2 separate regions of the Homo sapiens genome follow, and region 1 is linked to region 2. Evidence: chromatin loops called from intact Hi-C (ENCODE). Cell type or tissue: HCT116. All regions are shown on one strand. Links, peaks and the distances in the headings refer to the core of each region. The heading gives the core; the rest is flanking DNA.

The links. Peaks named below come from ENCODE experiments on the same cell type or tissue, not always from the same donor. Only the 100,000 strongest peaks of a DNase experiment are listed, where the experiment ranks them.
Region 1: a loop joins it to region 2, with 16 times the contacts of the local background. A loop is called at or near these places in 57 of 110 quality-filtered maps.

What each region holds. Positions count from the first base shown.
Region 1 is chr2:21,117,031-21,119,946 of GRCh38, forward strand. No RefSeq gene overlaps it. Among named protein-coding and RNA genes, the nearest start is that of TDRD15, 5.5 kb to the right of the region's middle. In HCT116, for the core only: a CTCF peak has its summit at 1,478 (motif pointing left); a DNase peak (open chromatin) is centred at 1,471.
Region 2 is chr2:20,660,046-20,662,961 of GRCh38, forward strand. No RefSeq gene overlaps it. Among named protein-coding and RNA genes, the nearest start is that of GDF7, 5.6 kb to the right of the region's middle. In HCT116, for the core only: a CTCF peak has its summit at 1,602 (motif pointing right); a DNase peak (open chromatin) is centred at 1,616; H3K27me3 peaks cover 1,044 bases.

The sequences.
Region 1 (2,916 bases), core at 187-2,686, 460 kb after region 2:
AGCAAAACTCTGTCTCAAAAAAAAAAAAAGAAAAAAAAGCAATCAGGACAGGTTTTCTCTAAGAGATATGGCAAGCACATCATAGGACAAGAAGGTAGACAGGAGCTTAGGGGAAGGGGCAGAGCTGGGGGTTTCAGGAAATATTAAGAAAAGGAGCTTGAAGGCAATGAGGGTGGAGCTGGCTGGCTGCTCGACCACCTGGAGGGCTGTGCTGGGGAACCAGAAAGAGCTGTGTGGGAAGGAAAGGGATTGGAGGTTAGGCACAGTGGCTCATCCCTGTAATCCCTGCGCTTTGGGAGGTGGAGGCAGGAGGATCTCTTGAGCCCAGGAGTTTGAAACCAGCCTGGGCAACATAGCTAGATCCCACCTCTAAAAAAATATTAAAAATCAACCAGGTGTGGTGGCATGTGACTGTAGTCCTTGCTACTTGGGAGGCTGAGGTGGGAGGATCACTTGAGCCCGAGGTGGGAGGATCACTTGAGCCCAGGAGGTCAAAGCTACAGTGAGCCATGATCACACACCACTGCACTCCAGCTGACAGAGTGAGCCCCTGTCTGAGAAAAGAAAAAGCTTATCAAAATGTGCAAAACCTTTATAATAAAATCTCCAAAATATTGCTGAGAAATCTAACAAATAAATAAATGACTATTTGGATTTGTTGTTGTCTTCAGATGGAGATGACATTCTTTTACAGCTTTCTTTATTAAAACATAAATAAATAAATAAATAAATAAATAAATAAATAAAGGGAGTGGGATGAAACCTGGGCCTTGGAGAGGGAATAGGATAAGGAAGTCCTAGAGGAGGTTGGGGAAGAGAAGAGCCTGGGTGTGTATGGGAAGCCATAGCCTTCTGCCTGTCTAGGAGGAAGGCCACAAGGCCAGGACACTGTTTCTGGGAGCAGATAAGAGATACAGTGAAAAGGAAGCATGCTTCCTTTTCATGTCCCACTTACAATGGTCTTGTGGACCAGATCTGGTGATATGTATACCACATTTTCAGAAAAATTTCAATAATATCATTTTTATCAGCCTCAGAGCTATCTATTATATGACCAGAATGTGTTCTTGTTGGACATTTATATTGTTTCTAGTTGATGTTTGTATGAGCATGCTGTACTGAATGTCCCTGTAGCTAAGTCTTTGCTCACGATGGCAATAATTCCATAAAGAGAAATTGCTGGGAATGGGAGAGTGAGTGTGGGGAAGGGGAATGCCAGAGCAAAGGACATAAACAATTTTAAGGTTTCAGATAAGTAATTTTCAAATTGCTCCAATTAACATTCTAACACAAGCATATGATGATCTCTGTTTCCCCATGTCCCATTATCACCAAGTATTATTTTAAAAAAAGGTGAGATTTAATTACATCTTAAATAGAAAAGACATCTTTCTTTAAAAAGTGACAGGATGACTGCAGATGTACAGGCATCAAGAGAGATTATCAGTAGGCAAGTTCATGCTGCCTCCCGGTGGCCACATAAAAAACTGACAAGATAGAAAACCAAGTCCAACCAGATAGGGACTATCTAAGCAAGTCATCAATGTTAATTTATTTAGAGCTAAAGTTTTAGAAAGTGAGTGGAAGAAACACAGAATAAATGGACTTGATCTTAGCATATTAGAGGATATGGGAGCAAGAAGAAAAACATTCTTACCACTGACTAGAACATGTGACATGATAGTGCGTGATGCACTCAGAGATGATTTATTAAACTGAGTGATAACAAAAAAAATTAACTTTTCGATGTCAGGCTCTGAGGAAAGATCACTTGCAACTTCCTTGAAGGGGCTATGGGACTATCTATATCTTGAGTATTTCACATCTGTTTCTTCTACAAGACAGTGAAGACAACAAGGTGCAGTCTTCTAAGGTAACTATTGCCCTGAAAAGAATACTCCTAAGAGTAATTATGTATTCTGTGTCTTAGACTATGTTTAGGGAAGAAAGTTTATTTTAACATTGAAATTGTTTCTGTGTGCAAAACACTGTGCTCTCTAGGGACAAAGCAGGAAAGGAAAAGGGAAAAGTTGCGAAGACAAATGACGGTTTTTATACTAAAAGGAGTTATCTTCTGCTGTTTTCCAGAGTTCCATCCTCTTCTCTGTTTATCTGTTTCTGCATGATCTCATCTACTCCCAGGACTGCAAATAGCACTTGCACAGTAATCCACTTGCTTACTGAATCTTTGACTTAGATTCACTGTGGATAAACAATATGCTTAGTATTATTTCCATGAGACTTGATGTTGGAGAAACACACATCAAATAATCATATCAATAGGCATGTATTTATAGATTATGATAAGTAAGGGAAAAAGTTCAGGTTACCATGAGAATGTATAACTTAGTGGTTCTTAAATATTTTTCTCTCATACCCCTAATGCTCTCATACCTGTAATGATTGATAATTAATTTACTGATAATTGGGTACTTGCCTAGATTCTTCAATCTTTTTTTAAAAAATAAAGTACTAAAATTAGAGACTACCTGACTTGAAAAATGATTTTCTACCTAGCCATTAGAATGGTCTACAATCTTAATTCCTGGGAAGCTTAACAAAAGGACTTAAAAAAATTATATGTGTTATTATTTCACCTAGATATGCCTTATTTAACACATATGCTCAGAAAACATACTGTTAATTTTAAGATACTTTTTCAAAACTTTTTTCAATGAGGTATAACATATATATATATAAAGTGCACTCATCTTCAGTGTACAGGTCAATGAAGTGTTTTTGTTTGTTGTTGTTGTTGTTGTTGTTTTTGTGTGTGTGTCTCACAGAAATTTGAATAATATGGAAAAAGACACAATGGCCCTACAAAGGCAGGCTTCACAATGCTACTATTTTAAACAGCTGCTTATTTGTTCAGTGTTTCAGGGGAATTTACACTTCAGGGTAACAGACAGTAAT
Region 2 (2,916 bases), core at 235-2,734:
TGAAACAACATTTTTACAAGGGAAAAGTAAAAGTGCTGAATCAAAGCCTTTCCTTCTTTAAAATGTTGATGCTCTTCTTGAAAAATCTTTTTTTTTTAAATTTAGATAGCCTGTATTTCATGATCCATGTTCTTGAAAAATCTCTACGAACTTATATTCCTGCCAAAGGTATATGTAGATGTGCCCGTTTGCCCATCCTTTTGCCAATAACGGGTTTCATATTTTTCAGTTTTGCTAGATTTAGAGAGGAAAAAAGTGCTATCTCATTATTCTTTCAATTTTGCAGTGATTTGCTAATGACTTTTTAGATGTTGATTCTGTAACCCAGTGTTTTTACTAACTTCCAGATTTGTGTCCCCAGCAATGAGGACAAGCATTTTGATTAGAGTCCTCTAGCTCCTCATTCAAACCAGGAATGAAGACTCGGAGGACAGAACCTAGCTGGGCTCTGTTTTAGTTGCCCTAAATTAACACCTTATTTAGGATGGATCTGCTACCTAGGAAATGAGGGTGAGAGGGCACATGGGGGAGTCATAGCCTAGGGCCAGGTTCCCAGTTTTGTAAGTGCCTCGTTCTTTGCGGGGCAGCCTCGGAGACTGCCTCCTGCAGACAAATCTCACAGACACCTTTACTATGTGGACCAGAAGAGCTGAGACAGCCAATCCCCAGACACCAGGATCCGGTCAGCCCTGTGATCCTCCGGGTCAACACTCTGTTTCAGGAACTGGTGGATCATTTGTTCCCAATATTGTCATCCTCAGGGGTGGCTGCAAGTCTCATATCCTAGACTGTGGACACATCTTCTAGTTCCTCCAACTCTGTTCCTGTCAGCCCCTATCTTCCCAGGCGGCAGATAATTTGGTTCCTCTAATCATTGTGGGTCTAGAACAGAAACCCTGAGCTCTATCTAAGTAAGACTGGAGGGCTGGGCATTCCAAATTATTGCACAAAGAGTCCGCAGCTTTTTTTCCAAAAGTAGTTTTTTGTTTGTTTGTTTATTTGTTTGTTTTAAATCTCATGTGTCCACAAAGGTCTCCAAGAAAATCTACTGAAGACACAGCTGCAGAACATTCAGAATACTGAAATCCATGGTGAGCAAGTCCACAGAGGGGAAATGCCTCCAAGACAGTGGCCACACCCAGGAGACTGAATGAACAAGCTAGATGAGCTGGCCTTCCAACTGGTTAAACCAGGACTTACCCAGATGGCATGAAACGCCACCATTTTTTTTTTTTTTAACTGAGCCAGCACTGGGGCAAGGACTTTTCCTACTTGATTTAATCTACTCTTTGACACACCCCTTATAAGTAGGCAACCCTGTCCCTGTTTAAAGACAAAGAGACAGAAGATGACAGAGGTTAATTTAATCAGGGTCACAAAGCTCGAACACAGCAAAAGTGGATTGGAAGCCAGATCTTTATCATGACCCTATACTGTAGTCTTTTTCCTGGGTCAATGGAAGCATATGGTCCTTGTCACTCATCTCCCAGGACACCTTACAGCCCCATGCGAGCTTGTTCACCTGCAGAGGCCCAGAGCACTGGTTCCTGAGTCTTCTCCCAGTAAGTAGGAAGTTCCTCAACACTGCACTGCTGTTACAACAAGTAACCAGCAGATGGCAGTGTCCACCAGCCCTCCCTGATTCGTCCCAAACCCAAGGGCTCTGAGATGTCCCTTTTGGAAGGCTTCTGGTAAAGAAGCTACCTTTCTCCCTTCTTCTCTGTTGCCTCTCCTCCCCCTCCCGGTAGCCTGGGGCACAGGGGCAGGCCACGCCCAGCGGCCTGGGGCCAGAGCTGTGGCTGACCCCAGTGTGGATGCCAGAGCTGTTGCTCTGAGTAACCTGGGGCCGGGTATCACCAGTTGAGCCTGGGAAATTCCTCTAGCTTCAGGAAGCCCAGCCCTGGGCATCCTATGGGGCTAAGCCAGAGCCCGCTGCAATCTTCCCACCTTGCTGTCCCAGGTCTTTCTGTGGGAGACATTTGCAGCAGATTTCTGGACTGAGAGGAGTCCATCATCACCAGACCCAGAGAGGGTGGATGGCTCTGCAGGCTGTTGTCATCAACTTCTGTCCCTTGCCTTCCCTGGGAGACCTAACCCAGAGCCCTATCTCCTCACCTCCAAACCTTTCTCCAGCTCTGAGTCAAAAGGCCCAGAGGCTACGGTGGGTCCAGACAGAGGACAGGCTCCTGGCTGGGTCCCAGGCAGTGGACCCATCTCACACTCTTCCCGTCTTTCACTGCAAACCCTGTGGACGTTTGATTGTCAGCCTCACTGCACATCTGGGGTCTAAAGCCAGGAAGGGTGAGGAACTTGCAGCCCAAGTTTAGAGGCACGATTTGAATTGAGGTCTCTTGACTCTCAGGATTATCAGTTTTATGTTCCAAGTTAGTGCATGGCTGCAGGGACCCAGCATCCCCAACAGAGGAGAGGGGAGGGCAAAGGCTGACCCTCATTATGTTGCACCCACAGGGTGCCCTAAGCAGAGGTGAGGCAAGACCCTCTGGGCTGCAATGGAGAACAAAGGCCCCTGATCACAGGGGGACCCAGGATAGAAGATGGCTATGATGCCAAATGACAGGCTACTGATCACATCCCCTTGTTGGGGACTTGGCTTCTGCATGTGGACAATGTAGAGTAGGTTGCCTCTAAGGGATCTTTTAGTTGTCTTGTCATCAGACATGGGGCCAGGTGTCTGGGTATGGCAGGAGACCCTGGGCAAGGCTGAGTAGGCTACAGCTGGGGCTTGCCCAAGTTCCCGTACCTGACAGTCGCTTCAAAATGGCTGTAGCTGGCGGGATCCAAGACTAACTCCCTAAGTAGTATCAATCTAGTGTTGTAGGTTCCCAGATGACATGCAAACTCCCCACAGCAAAGGTACCTTCGAGAGATGTGGCTCTCCTAGTAGTAGTAGAGAGG